Regions from separate parts of the Homo sapiens genome. Here region 1 is linked to region 2. A link is a loop called in an ENCODE intact Hi-C map of the cell type or tissue named here. Cell type or tissue: heart left ventricle. All regions are shown on one strand.

Region 1 (8,000 bases), 370 kb after region 2:
CATGCACAATGATTACATGCAAAGTGAACATTGTGATAATACACTTTCATGGTGTCAAATTTGCAAAAACAATGCATAGAACAAATTAGAACTCTGTAAAAGTCTTTACACAATGCGTACTCTAGCACCAGGAATGATGTGAAGATAAAACACAGCATAGTGAATTGGCGCTATGTGTGAAGAGGCACAAGTCATATTCAATTGAATAATTTGGCAGGGGAGATTTCTTGTCCTTTTTGATTGTATTTTCACTTCTGTGATCTTCAAAACACTCTGCACTTGTACTTGGAGAGTGGTTGTGGTCTACAAGTTTTCTAAGTATATGCTGTCCATTTGAAAGTTTGGCTATTGCTTGGCCATTGTAATTAAACAATTTTCTGCTTTTGCAGCACTAATAATAATTTGCTTTTACATGTTTCACCATTAAGTAGTCTCATACACTTACCATATCGCAGTCTTTTTGCAAAGGAACAATTTCACAGGTCTCTCCCATTATGTTATAAGGAGTACAGTAAGAAAGAATGACATTTGCCTTTCCCAATACCAAATCTGTATTAGTTAGGATTCTTCAGAGAGACAGAACCAATAGGTTATGTATATAGATATGTGAGGGGATTTTTAGGGGAATTGACTCATGTGATTAGGGTGTCTGAGAAGCCCCACAATAGGCCATCAGCAAGCTGGAGACCCTGGGATGCTGGTAGCATGGTCTAGTCAAACCCCAAAGCCTCCGACCCAGGGAAGCTGATTGTGTCGTTCTCATTCTGAGGCCAAAACCTCAGGACATGGGGGACTGCTGATGTAAGTCCTGAAGCCCAAAGGCCAGTGAGCCTGGAGATCTGATCTCCAAGGCACCCAGAAGCAAAGTCTGTCCCAGCTCTCAGAGAGAGACCAATTCACTTTCTGAATTTGTTCTCTCCAAGGCCCCTAGCTGACTGGATGGTGTCCAGCAACACTGAGCGCTGATCTGCCCCTACCTAGTCCACTCAGACTCACACATTCATCTCCTCTGGAACCACCCTCACAGACATGCCCTAAATAGTGCTTTACCAGCTTTCCAGATATCCCTTAATCCAGTCAAAATCGATGACACCTAAAATTAAGTCCACAAGTCCACTTCCTCTCAACTTGGCACCCATAGGCATCTCCTTAAAACGTACTTAATTTCCAAATAAAGACAATAACAATGTAATAGTTCCGTCTAACATGATGCAACTATCCTGCATACCAAGAAAACTGATGGATCACTTCCCTAGAATGTGGCTTTCAGAATTTCCACATTGAGAACACATGGGCATAGAGAGGAGAATAAGCACACACCAGTGCCTGTTGGGGAGTGGGGGTGAGGGGAGAAAGCTTAGAGGGCGGGTCAATAGGTGCAGCAAACCACCATGGCACACGCATACCTATATAAAAAACCTTCACATTCTGCAAATGTATCCCATTTTTTTAGAAGAAATAAAGAAAAAAAAGAATTTCAACATTTGAATTTTAATATTTTGGGATTGTGATTTCCAGAATTTTAGATATTAGGGATTTTAGACTTTAGGGATTTTGATCTTTTGTGATTTCAACATTTGGGATTATGGTGTTTGGGATTGTGTCTTTGGGGTTAGGACTGACCCCAGATGGAAACAATATTCTCTGAGCAGTAAAAGTTGCTGGTGGGTAATGGGTGTCCTTAATTATAATTGAGTGTGTTCCAAGAAAACATGCCTTTTGGTGTCATTCTGATTTTTATTTTCCTCCCCATGTGTATCATGTCAAACAAGTAAAGTAAATTTGACACCAACGTTGCAGAAATAAAATAGGTAATACAATATATCCAGTCCCTGTCCTTACTTTCCACCCTTCAGTCCCTGATATAAGGGACTTTTCACTGACATAGTTCTACAGGCTGATTTCAAAAGTCAAGCTCACTTAGAGTACCATTGGACTTTTATCTGATGAATAATGGTATTGGAAAACATCATTCCGCATCTTTTTCTATGCATGATTGCCATGTAGTGCTCACATTTACTATAACACCTCTTCCAAAATCCTGCTGTTGATACTACCAGGCAAGCCTTTCTAAACAGGATAACTCCTGTTTAGAAATCTAAGTCAAGTGGAGAATATTTTAGAAGTAAAGACGCTCCCAGATCTACTGGCCACTTTCAGGTAGTCTTTAAAGGCCTTCAGGTGGTCCTGATCCTCACACAGTCTGGGCAATCACTGCCCTGCCTCACTTTGCTCAGCACCTTGGAAATGTTTGCTGTGGCAACATTTGCTTCTGGAGCACTTTTCAAGTGTCCACTGCAATAGAATGGAGGACTGTAGAGAGATTTCAGATCTCATGTAAATAGAACATAAGTTCTCTAGATACATTCTCTTCATTCTTCTTCATCCTTCCCATGTTCCCTTTGCTTAGGACTGCCTGAGACTTTATTATAACAATCCCACAAGTGCCTTGAACAGACTATGGGAAGGAGGATGAAGGAAGAAACAGAACATACATACATGTATGAAGTATCAAAAACAAACAGAAAAATAGAAACCTTAAAAAATTGTGTGTGCCAGATACTTTGCGAATTTTATTCCATTTAACACTAAGAGGTGAACTATTATCATCAACCTGATTTTACCTCTGGGGTAAGAACTATTCAGTACATTACAGGGTTATGTAGCTCCCTGAGTTGTAAAATGAGGAACTGGACCAGGCAGTATAAGTTCAGTAACCACATGCTGAACCTCTAAGCTGTCGTGCCACAAAATAGGGCAGGACAGTCAAACCGAGACATTTCAGCACTGGGTGTGAGCTAGGGGAGCAGACACAGACCACCATGGTTTCTCACCCAAGCAGTAAGATGGACTGAGGTTGGGCACCTTCAAGAATCATGGAAGCGTAATAGAGGAGGGAACATCCCTAGTCAGTTCCTGCTTCCAAATCTCAGGTCTGGGGAACAGAGTACATCTTTGCTCCCATTAGTGAAAATAACTTTATTTGAAAAAAAAAAAATCCCTGGTAAATATGGAACCACCGCAGGTGCCCTTCTAAGACTAATGAGCAACAGGACCCATCGGATAGCTCTGTTTCTGGGGAATCACTGCAGGTTGGACCGGAGTAGCAATAAGTACCAGTCAAAACTCAGCAGATGTGATTTCAGCCTCTTTTCTGTGGAGACACTGTGTGCCCAAGTGCAGCACTTAGTACTTCTGTGTTCCGGACCCTGCTCACAGCTGAGAGAACAGTAAATAACATAATGATTTATTAAAAACAGACACGTGAAGAAGTCACTCAATTCTTCAGGCATGTTAGGAGGGAATGGATTTACTTAGGAAGAGAAAGGAATTAATACCTGGAACATGTGTGTCAGGCCAGTCCCAATTTGGGGAGAAGTTAGAAAAATCTCACTTGACCAAAGGACTCTTCAAAATGTAACTTTGAAGATGTAATGGTTATTAAATTAAAATGCACTATTTTTGTGCATGCCTTTTATGTACCACAGCAACTCATTTCCTTTAATGTTCAAGCACTATTGTTACAACACATCTTGACTAGAATTTCTGTGGCCCTTGTGCCAGAAATACTCATGACACAAAAGGTCTGGGTTATTCACGGCCATCACAATTCTTTTGGTTACCATTTCTATTCCGAAACGCAGGAAAATTCCCCTTTCAACGTCCCAGGACACAGACACCCATTTTTCAGAATGCAAAACATAATACAGCAGAGAAGAGGCTTATTGGAATAGAAGAGAGAAGAGAGCAGGGGAAGAGAAAACCCTTTTGTAGACATTCCCTTAATGAACTGTAAAATCTGAAAAAAAGTGCAGATACAATAAAATTATATCTAATCATGAACATGCCTGATGTAAAATACTACTTTTTTCTTTTTTGCTATTTTTACAGGGTCATTTTCCAGTTTACAGAGAACAATACCCAGAAGTGTCAACACACTTGTTCTGCCCTCCCCTTTCCTTCATTTTCCCTTACTTTTCTTTTGCTCCTGCACGTCACCTCACTCCACTCGCTCTAGGCCCTTGGTTCATTTCTGCATCCAACCTTGTGGCCAAACCTGGTGAAATCCCCTCGTGGTCCTGTCCTGGGAGGGCCAAAACTGGCAGAACTTTACATTCTTTATGGTAGACTATCAAAAACAAAAAAGCTTTTCTTATGATATTGTCTCTCAAAATAGCCCCAATGAATATGTATGCTAAAATTAGTACTCACTTTCCATCAAAAATAAGACAGAGAAGAAACAAAAAGGTAAAGGGACAAAGACCACATAACCAAGAAAAGCAGCATCAACACAAAGTCCCATAACTTCCCACAGCCCGCGCCTCGGTGCCCTTCAATGAGGATTTCCAAATGTCCCTTGATGAGAAACTGTTTTCAAACCTGCATCCTCTGGGCTCAAGTTCCTCGCCTCCAAAAAGTCTGCTGCACTGCCCTCTGCTGGAACATCAGTTCACCATGCTGGGATTCTCAGGTACCTGCGCTCTCTCAGTAACAATCTCTGCCCTTTCCAGTGGGCACAACTTGACCAGAAGTGCCACCCTTTGTAGGAACACTTAGCCGTTTAAGGTTGAGCTACTCATGATTATCAGAAGCTCATGTAAAATGGGGTCTCCGTGAGTCCTTATTTGGGGAATGGTCAGAGGAAGCAGGGCTGAGGAAGGGGAGAGAATGAGACAGGGAAGGAGGAAAAGCCAGTACAAGGGCGTGTCATCAAGGGGCTGCAGTGGGCAAAGGTGCTTGATTCCACAGGATCTCAGAGAAGCACATGGACTCTCACCCCGCATTGGTCAAGGGTTGCCCCACAGAATAATCTTCTCTGCACTTCAGGACCCCTCTTGTGAGCAAGAGCTGATCTACCTCCCTTGACTTTGGAGAAAGCTCTGAGGCAGAGATACAAGAGGAAATCAACTAAATTGACTATATCAAACACGTTCCTATGTACCCATACCCCACAAAAAAAAAGAAGTGTGTGCCATAAAATGTGAAAAGACTCATAATTTTGTTTCTGAAATTACTATCCAGTTGAGATTGCAATTTTTGTTATCTTCTTTTATTCATTTTTAACTGAAACATAATAAATGTGTATACACAATTACGAGATACAATGTGATGTTTTGATCTATGTATACAGTGGGAAGATTCAATCAAGCTAATTAACTATCCATTACCCCACCAATTTATCATCTTTTTGTGGTGAGAATGTTAAAATTTATTAGCAATTTTGAAATATAGAAAACATGATTATTAACCGTGGTCAATTTTGATATTGTAACTTCTATTTTATGTTTTTAAATTGATTTTCTAAGTCTTAAATATTTTTAAGGTTTCAAATATTTTAGCCAAATAGATAAAACAGCTCTGAAAACCCCTCAAAAACGGTTAAGTAGGAACAAAAGCTACCACTCTATCTCACCCTTTAACAGTTGCAGACAGATACTAAGAATTCAAATTCTCTGAAACTGGTAATACACACCCTAACAACAGGCAGCAACCATTCCCAGTGCTAGCAGACATGGAACAAGAACGCTGTAGGGCAGGAAGAAAATGATCAGAGAAATAAAATAACAAAAGTAGGATAGAATAAAGGACAGGCCAGGAAAGAGATATTTCTATCAATTTTACCTGGTGAAGACTCAATAATTTTCTGGTAAAATGAAATTATAAACAACCATAGATGATTGATATAATTATCATAATCCATTTAACTATTTTCTTAACCGTTCAAAATTCTGATTCTTAAATGTTGGTTTATGTTTCCAAATTAATTTTTGGGCTTTCTTTCTTTTTTTATTTTTTAATTTTTTTTTGACGGAGTCTCGTTCTTTCACCCAGGCTGGAGTAAAATGGCACCATCTAAGCTCACTGCAACCTCTGCCCCCCAGCTTCAAGTGATTCTCCTGCCTCAGCCTCCTGAGTAGCTGGAATTACAGGCACCCACCACCATGGCCGGCTAATTTTTGTATTTTTAGTAGAGACAGGTTTCACCATGTTGGCCAGGCTGGTCTTGAACTCCTGACCTCAGGTGACCCGCCCACCTTGGCTTCCCAAAGTGCTGGGATTACAGGCATGAGCCACTGCACCCAGCCTGGGTTTTCTTTATAAAGAAGGATTCAAAGTCAGGAACCCTTCCAGGCACTGATAAAGAAAACTAACAACTTTAAAAGTGTGTTCTTCAGAATAATGAGCAAGAAAAGCTTTTGTCTGCTTCTCTTTTATAATATACTCATACTGAGGACCTAGCTGTCTCTTTTATTCTCTGGTTTACAGGTTTCTCCAACAGTATTTCTCATTCTCTACCATCTCCAGTAGAGGTTGAGAGGATCATTAACCATCTTTAAATAAATAAATCACCAGTGGTACACATGTGAAAAGAGCCTTAGCTGCATACACGTGTCTGCATTTTAGAAGTCTGTCCTTGAGATTCTGATTAAATTCATATTTGAAACTGCTCTTTATTTCATCTGTCCTTGGACACTTAACCATTGAAGAGATAATATCTCTTCCAAAAAAATAAAAGTCTGATAAAATGGAGAATCATTTTTAAAACTGCTATCTACACAGACTTTGAAGGTATAAATAAACATTCATTCACCAATATTTTCATATTAGGCCAAATTTCTTCTTCTAGTTTATCACATCACTAACAGAGCCTACCATGTCAAGGTTCATTTTTCTTTAAATAGTAGTGAGAACTTAAAAGATGATGAAGCAATCTAAAGATAGAATCCATTTGGTTTTTAAAATTATTTTTCTCCCAAATCTGTTGCAACTTTCTCACTGACACCAATTTGACAGCAATTGAGGGCTGGGAAATATCTGACTTCTAAAATTTTGTCCATTCCTTTTTCTCTTTTATTTCTGCCAATTCAATTCCATCTACTTCACAAAATCCAGTTTAAAACTTACTTCCTCAAGTGTTTGCATAGATCTCTTCATTACTTGTTTCTCCTTCAATATGTTTGCACCGTGTTGCTCTGAATTCCACCAGTCTGTTGTTTTGTATATGTTCTTGTTTTATGTATGCATGTTTTTTTTCCCTAGCACATCGGGTTTTTCAAGATAGCAATGGACAATATGCACCAAGAAAGCATTTTGGACTGCTGGTCATGACACTTGTGAGGGGCAATATTGACTTGGTAGGTCCACTCATGATTTTCCTTTAATAAAATTAAATAGAATAGGAAATATCAGAGTGGAACACAAGTAGTAAGTACATGAATGATTTCATAAAAGTGTTTTTTAGTTTTATATGCCTGTGCATGATTGTGTAAACTATATCACAGTATATATTTTGTGAGTTACAGAGGAAAAATTTAAAAGCCACCAACTTAGGGCATTGATGCTCAAATAGTTTTTAGCCAGCAAATGCTTGTTGGTAGCCTTTTAAAAATTACTGCTCAATATAAAAATTTAATTTCTTCATCTGCATTGTTTATAAAATATTAATATATCCAAATATATTTATCAATATTATTTTTTCTAGCTACTGTAGATACAATAGAGGGAAAAAAAACCTCAGTTCTTTTCTTCATAGAGTCTATACAGAAGTGGAAAGAACAGGCAAAAAGGAAATTTTAATTCCATATATAATATGGCACAAAATCAGGAAGCCATGAGAGCATAAAGTGCTCCTAACTCTGTCTCCCAGGAATTGGTTTTTAACAATCTTAAATCTTTAGAAAATCCTAATCTGTAAGAATGTCAGATTTTTAGCCAAGAATCCATTCTATGTGAAGACCAAGCATCATGTCAGGATACACACTGGGAACTCAATTTGGACTAACTAGCCTAGCAGTCAGGTTCCAAATTGTTGAAGGTTTCATGACCTACTCACTCTTCTCCACTCACTTTTTTCTGAAGACAAAAAAGAAATGGCCGGGCATGGTGGCTCATGTCTGTAATCCCAGCACTTTGGGAGGCCAAGGCGGGCAGATCACAAGGTCAGGAGTTCAAGACCAGCCTGGCCAACATGGTGAAACTCTGTCTGTACTAAAAATACA
Region 2 (8,000 bases):
GGTAGTTCTATATTTAGTTCCTTAAGAAATCCCCAAACTATTTTCCATAAAGATTGTACTAATTTACATTCTTACCAAGAGTATACAAGCATTCCCTTTTCTCTGTGTTCTCACCAACATCTGTTACTTTTTTAACTTTTTAATAATAGCTAAATATTCTGACTAGTATAATATATCTCACTGTGGTTTTAATTTGTGTTTCTCTGATGATTAGTGATGGTGAACATTTTTTTTCATGTTTCTTGGCCACTTGTATGTCTTCTTTTCAAAAAGTCTATTCATGTTTTTTGCCCTCTTTTTAGTGGGGTTATTTGTTTTTTGTTGTTGTTGTTGAGGGGAACATTATTATTATAACCTTAAGAAACAGATATGTAATATGTAGGATTACTTGTCCCTACATTAAATTGTGCCTGAGTGCTATACTTTAAAAATTTATGGTGTAGCATTTTCAGTCTTTGTTTCTCCTGAATTTGTCATTATCTCTTGTAGCTGCAATTAGCTAGCAGCTCTGTGTGTTTATTATCAGCGGAAGAAAACAGGGCTAGCTGAAAATTTGTGTTTGAGCAATACTTTTATAACATAAAATACAAGCTTTTCTTAAAATTGATGAAGGAGGTTCATTAAGCCATGTTCCAGGTATATCATCCTTAGCTAATTTCTTTAGGAAAAAAACACTACTGCTAAGTTAGGGATGTGTTTATTATGTCTGTGCTCTCACTTTACCACTAGCACCCATCAGTCTGTGTAAAGTAGAAAAGTTGTTCCTTAAAAGAAGAAAGGATATTCCGGAGTTTATAGACAGGATTGTAGAATGTCTAATAGAGGCAATTCTAAATTAGAACAGGCATTTCATATGTAACAAGTAAGGTTGTAACTTGTTTCTTTTGACTGGACCCTTGGCCTCATTCTTACTCTCTACTGAATGACCTTTTCTAAACAGAAATATAATCATTCTCCATTAAAGTCTTTTTGTTGGTTTCTCATCACAAGAATTCCATCCAGACTCCTCATCGCTGCCTAGTGATCTCACCTGGTTCTTCCCTGACCACGTCTTCCTCCGCTTTCCCTGCCATTCACTATGCTTCAGCTCCATTCACCTCTTTCTGTTTTTCAGAGATAACAGGTTCCGTCCCTTCTCAGGCTTTTACCCACTTGCTGTTTCTTTCTTTCATAGACCTTTCGGTGGGCCCTTTGCACTCTTAGCTCTGATGTCAGCCCCTCAGGACAGCCTTCCCTGACCAACTTCTTTAAAGCAGCTCCTCAGCCCCACTCTAGTCATTCTCTGTCACTGCACACTATTTTATGTCCTTCATGAGCCATGTTTGCTTATATATTTATTTTTGGTCATCCGTCTCTAGAATTTAATATTCTTAAGGGCATTTTATTCACTGATTTGCTCCCAATTTCTACTGTGTTTGACACATAGTAGATGCTTAAAGAATAGTGATTTACTGGCAGTTTGGCTTCTAAGCCTAAAAAGGATAGTTGTCATGAATAAATCATCTTTGGCATTTTCTGTTTAATAGAAAACAATTGAAGATAGAAATATAAAGAATAAAAAGTCAACAAATAATAGAGCATCCAGTGCATCTGCCAGGTAATAAAGTTACCAATATTTGTCATTTATGGGCTTGCATTCTAGCAAAGCTAGTTTTAATTTAACTTTCATAAAGTAAATTTCATTTGGTGTTACTGTATTTTCTTTTTATTTCCATTTCATAAAATGAAAGTAGTTAACTTCATGATAAAACCCCTTGGTTGATGATATTATTTGAAATAAAGTAATTTATAAAAAGTAAGTCTATTACTGATTGTTTTAGTGCCTGGAATGTTTATGCAATACCTTTGCTCTCCAGGATCGTCCTAGGAATATTTTTCTTCTTTCTTAATGTCAGTGATTAGGGATTCTTTGTGCTCCAGACTGCTTCTGGAATAGAGCTTCTTTCTCCTACTTTTCCTGAGACAAGCAATATAAAATGGTAATAAAGCTGAAGTCTAGCAATGATACTTATTCATTATCAAGTATCATTGTCTAACATGAGAAATTGTACTGAAAGCCTTCAGAATCTATGAACTAAGTAGGTTTATTAAAATGATTATCTGTATAGCTTCATTCACACCAATGATAATGAATGCCTAACTCATAAGTGCTAATCAAAAACCTTCTGAATCTTTAAAATTATCGTTAGTCAAATTATCATTAATCAAATAAAACAGAGCTAGCAAGCTTTTTCTGTAAATGGCCAGTTAGTGCATATTTTAGGCTTTGTAGGCGATACAGTCTGTATTGGAACTACTCATTTCTGCTATTTTAACAGGAAAGCAGCCACAGGCAAAACTTAACATGAATGATTACAGCTATGGTGCAATAAACTTTGTATATCAAAACCAATGGCTGGCCAAATTTTCCCACCAATCCCTGATATAGATAGTACTATTCTTTCTAATTTTATATTTGGAATGCTTCATGTAACAAAATGATGAAAGAAAATATTAAAAGAGTGATTATAACCTACTGTATTGTTTTTTCCATGTAACTTGAGAAGTGGTCCATATTTCTTAAGTTTCTAATTACAAATATTTAAAAAGAGCAATCATTTTAAAGCTATATAACTTAAAGTTATAAAATTTAAATTATGTTGAAGGGGACATATTTAAGTTATGTCCCCTTCTACATAATTTAATATTCTTTGTATACTAAGACTGTACATTTTACCTACATCATTTTCAAAGTAATTATAATTTGTTAAATTATAATGTAGTTTCCAATTTTTTTTTTGAGATGGAGTCTCACTCTGTTGCTCAGGCTGGAGTTCAGTGGCATGATCTCTGCTCACTGCAACCTCTGCCTCCTGGGCTCAAGCTATCCTCCCACCTCAGCCTCCAGGGTAGCTATGACTACAGGCATGTGCCACCACGCCAGCTAATTTTTTGTATTTTTGGTAGAGACAGGGTTTCACCATGTTGCCCAGGCTGGTCAACAGCCCAACAGGATGAGCTCAAGTCATCCACCCACTTTGGCCTTCCAAAGTGCTGGGATTACAGGTGTGAGCCATCATGCCTGGCCAGTTTTCAAATATTATACGTGCATATTCTAACAGATCTCTCTTCTACCAAATGCAATTGTAATATTTTGTCTTGATTCATTTGGATCTTTTCAGATTAATGACCTCTGAGTTTTTGAAGAAATCTAGTTCTAAAAGGAGAACTCCATCGACAACTACCTCTTCTCACTATTTAGGGACTTTAAAAGTCTTGGACCAAAAACCTTCACAGAAACAGAGCATAGAACCTGATAGAGCAGATAACATAAGGGCAGCTGTTTATCAGGTAAAAAAGGAAAATATTTTTAAGAGAAGAAGAATGATCACTTTCATAAGCCTACACTGTTTATAAAGAATAAAGTAATCCTGATAGAAAATGATGGTTTAATACTTAAATTTATTGAGAAAGAGTTTCCTTTTAATACATGAGTAATCATATTTTACTAAATTATTTGCTTCCACACTTTGCATAACTGACCATAGTTGTTTTTAAAGAAAGAATATGCCATTGCAATTTATAGAAATACAGCACAAGCCAAAACATTGTAAAGTCTATATATGTTTTCATTTTTTTCTTCTTGAAGTTTATATGAACAAAAGGAGTTATTATGAACAAAAAGTTATTAAATTTTTTCTTTCCTGAGATGTTGTTAGGCGTACATAGGAAAAAGATTGTATTAATTTATTCACAATTCTAAAAGTCTTTTTTTGTCTTTTTTAGAGTAGAATAGTATACTTTAGAAAATTGTACATGTGAATTTCAGAGAAAATGTTAATATAAAGAATTCTAATTCACTTAAGAAATTTTAAATATTATATGACCTTTTTCTTGTTCTTATAGGAGTGGTTAGAAAAGAAAAATGTGTATTTACATGAAATGCACAGAATAAAAAGAATTGAAAGTGAAAACTTAAGGATCCAAAATGAACAGGTATTCTGACATATAGAAGTAAAAATGTTTTGGATTTTTATTTCAGTAAAATATCCCTGAATATATAACTTTTCTAAATCAGCTTTTTAAATGGCAAAATAACTTGTATATTAAAGAAATGATTTCCGGTTTTACTTCTGTTTTACTTTATACATTTTAGTTTGATATAACTGTTTTACATGAAAACAGATTTTAATTTTGTATATGTATAGGATAGCTTTGTTCCTGCTGATTATGAAGTTATTATTGTTTATGAGCACCTAATTCACTTTTAAAAGTTGATTTCATTTAGAACTTAACCAAGAAGGCCAGGTACTGTGGCTCATGCCTGTAATCCCAGCACTTTGGGAGGCCAAGGCAGATGGGATTCCTTGAGGTCTGGAGTTCGACACCAGCCTGGGCAATGTGGTGAAACCCCATCTCTACTAAAAATACAAAAATTAGCCAGGGATGGTGGTGGGCACCTGTAATCCCAGCTACTCAGGAGGCTGAGGTGGCAGGATCACTTGAACCCGGGAGGCGGAGGTTGCAGTTAGCTGAGATCGTGCCACTGTACTCCAGCCTAGGTGACAGAGACTCTGTCTCAAAAAAAAAAAAAAAGGCACGACAAGATAAAGGATCATTAGACACTAGTTAGCCTTCAATTTTCCTCTTTTCTCTCTTGAATTTTATAAGTATCTTCAAGTCCAACCCCTACCTGAACTCTTGATCTGTATCCTTTCCCATTGAATGGAGGTGAACTTTTGTTCCTGTCTCTTCTGTACTGAGTCTCTTCCTCTAACTCCTGCTTGTAATACGCTCAGTTATTTCTTATCTTCTAAAGTCAAACTTCTGGACAAAAACTCCAGTGTGCTGTTCAATACTAAAAATAGATTTAGAAGAAAAATATTTTCCAAGGTGAACTGCACGATAATGCGTCAGTAGTGAAGGGAGCAGCCCTCCAGGGGGCGTGCCTGTCTATCTGTTAACCACGTTCATAGCAGTATGCTGCTGTGGTCAGTGCCATACCCCTTCTCATTTGATTTTCGTAGCTCTGTGAGGTAGATAGTACTTTGACCTCTAAATTATGTTACCCCAATATTAAGGTTTTATGTCATTTAATATTGAACAATAAAGCAAACATAGAATATTATGGGATTAGATTGAAGGAAGTAAAATAATAACATAACTTGCTATACAGTCTCCAACCTATTTTTCAGTCGAGCACATACTTTCAACATTTGGAATACATTTGTGCAGTAAGAACTTTATGTTTTGATACTATTCAAAATTAAGATTTAAACCAAAAATCTGCATCTTACTGCATGGCTTGGCCAATTTGCCTTACTCTAACTTACTTTATAAGCCCATAACTTTACTGATTTTTTTTTCAAATATTTTATTATGAAAATTTTACTATACCACTTAGCCTATTACAGTTTATTTTGATATAATTTGTTTAGTACACTTTCAAAAATAATAGTTGACATCTTTCTCATTAATAGGTCAATATGTGATAAATGTTTTTAGAAAAGGACGTTTTAAAACCAATGAATAATTCAGATAACATTCTTTGTAAATTATCTAAGCCATTCTAAATAAATTACCTACTTTGAAAGTTAATTTCTAAGTATAATGAATATCAGAGGACTAAAGATAAATGTATATGTGTATATTTATATCTAGCCATATTTGTGTCTATGTATATATACATATATATGTATATCACTCTATTATTTTTTCCACTGTAGAAAAAAGCTGCTAAAAGAGAAGAAGCATTAGCATCATTTGAGGCCTGGAAGGCTATGAAAGAAAAGGAAGCAAAGAAAATAGCTGCCAAAAAGAGGCTTGAAGAAAAAAACAAGAAGAAAACTGAAGAAGAAAATGCTGCAAGAAAAGGAGAAGCACTACAAGTATTCAGAACTTTGCACATCTTAATTATTTTAAAACATTTGAAATCCAAATTAATGATTAACCATATTTTTATTTATTTTCAAATATTCACAGTAAGAAAATTATTCTGAACTTTTTCAGGCTTTTGAAAAATGGAAAGAGAAAAAGATGGAATATCTTAAAGAGAAAAATAGAAAGGAGAGAGAATATGAAAGAGCAAAGAAACAGAAAGAGGAGGAAACTGTTGCCGAGAAAAAGAAAGATAATTTAACTGCTGTTGAGAAATGGTAATCCAAAATCATAAATATTTTGATATATTTTAAATTATAGTAACACTTCAGGATTTTATAAAATTTATTTACTTGAAATTTAGTAATGCATTTCAATTTCATTACTGTCAAAGATGTACTAGGGAATCTTTATTATGTATTTTCCTTTAACTCTCCAGTGTTTTATACTATGCTCTATAGGAATGAAAAAAAGGAAGCTTTTTTCAAGCAAAAGGAAAAAGAAAAAATAAATGAGAAAAGAAAGGAAGAACTGAAAAGAGCTGAGAAAAAAGATAAAGATAAACAAGCTATTAATGAATATGAAAAATGGCTGGTAGGTATTATTTGTCAATGCACTTTCGTCTTTTTCATGTACCTTTTGTGTCTTTTCTGTCCCTAATTCTAATTCTATTTGCTCCAGACCTACTGATCATTTCTACCTGGAATCTGCTTTGTTGAATTCAAGCTCTCCTCCTGCATATAGCATATTTTCTTTGACTTAGTCATTTCTATTAATGTTTCTACTATTCCCTCAAACACCCAGGCTGAAAACTTGTTATAATCTTCTTCCTTACCTGCATCCCCACATTTACCATTTACTATTCATGCCCATTCTTCCTTTGCTGTGATTCTCACATCTAACATAGAAAGAAGACAAGTTTACTATTGAGGGTACTACGTGGTGGAACTTGGTCATGACAAAAAGTAACACTGAACTTAATAGTGAGAAAATTATTCCATCTTTTATTCTCTTTTGATGTTTCTGATGACCTCAAGGAGAATCTCTTATTTAGGAATTTTTAATGAAAGAGAGCAGGTTTGAGGTTTAGGAGGAGCAATAGCTAGCTGAACCAGATATGTGTATATATTTGATTTCACTTTACTTATCTTTATAAAAGTTACTTTTTGTTGATGTCAAGCAAAATATTATTTTCCATTTTAGAATATCAATATAAATATGCATTTTGTCCATGTTTATATAAGTAATACATTACTATGAATAAATACTTTACATAAGTAGGTAACACATTCATATGAATAGTTAACATATTCATATGATTCAGCAACCAAAATTATAGTATTTTTGCACTAGAAGTCTATCCAGTCAGGTTTCCTATCAAACTTTAAAACAACTCATACCAATCAACTAAATCATCCAGGTTGTTTTTGATTTGCATTTCTCTGGTTAGAATTGAGCTTGAATATCTTTTCATTTGTATACAGGCCATTTATCTATTATTTTCTCTGTAAATTGTCATTTCATAGACTTTGCACACTTTTCTATTAGATTGTTGGTTTTTTTTCCTTACTGGTTTCTAGAATCTTTTGTTTTGTACTGGGGAAATTAGCCTATCATTTTTTATATGGGTTGCAAATATTTACCCCCACTATATTGTTGGTTTCCCGGCTTTCCTTATAGTATCTCATGCCATGAAGAATTTAAATTTTAGGTGTCAGATTTCTGTTTTTTTTTTTTGGCTTTTGATTTTCAAGCATAGTTGAAAAGACCTACACAATTTGAGATTAAACAGAATTATCTTATTTTTCTTCTAACAACTTTGTGACTTTAATATCTTAATGTTTTAACATTTGTTCTGCTTGGAATTTGCCCTGATACATGGTGGGAAATATGATTTCAACTTTAGTTTTTCCAAATGTATCCTTTATAAAGTAGCCCATTTTTACCCATTGATTTGAGGTGCTACTTCTGTTATATGATACCTTCTCATGTTTTCGGGTCTGTTTCTTAACTTTCTGTTCCATTGGTCAGTCTCGTGATTCCAGTGCCACACTTCCATTATTAGGCTTGATATGTCTAAATATCTGCTTGGATTCATCTCCCTTTATAGTTCTTCTTTCACAGTCTTTCTGACCAGTCTTGTT

What was found. Hi-C counts contacts between places; a loop is a spot of excess contacts. Peaks named below come from ENCODE experiments on the same cell type or tissue, not always from the same donor. Only the 100,000 strongest peaks of a DNase experiment are listed, where the experiment ranks them.
Region 1: it touches region 2 in a loop (7-fold over the local background); 47 of 110 quality-filtered maps call a loop at or near these places.

The regions. Positions count from the first base shown.
Region 1 is chr4:154,979,089-154,987,088 of GRCh38, reverse strand. No RefSeq gene overlaps it. Among named protein-coding and RNA genes, the nearest start is that of RBM46, 200 kb to the right of the region's middle. In heart left ventricle, a CTCF peak has its summit at 4,461 (motif pointing left); a DNase peak (open chromatin) is centred at 4,428; H3K27me3 peaks cover 400 bases.
Region 2 is chr4:155,351,046-155,359,045 of GRCh38, reverse strand. It overlaps MAP9 (microtubule associated protein 9), which reads left to right. Exons shown (of 14, transcript NM_001039580.2): 8 at 1,527-1,597; 9 at 3,162-3,330; 10 at 3,886-3,975; 11 at 5,706-5,867; 12 at 5,989-6,134; 13 at 6,318-6,450. MAP9-AS1 (MAP9 antisense RNA 1) reads right to left here and starts at 4,830. Exons shown (of 3, transcript NR_125937.1): 1 at 4,673-4,830; 2 at 1,844-1,957. In heart left ventricle, a CTCF peak has its summit at 4,906 (motif pointing right); a DNase peak (open chromatin) is centred at 4,905.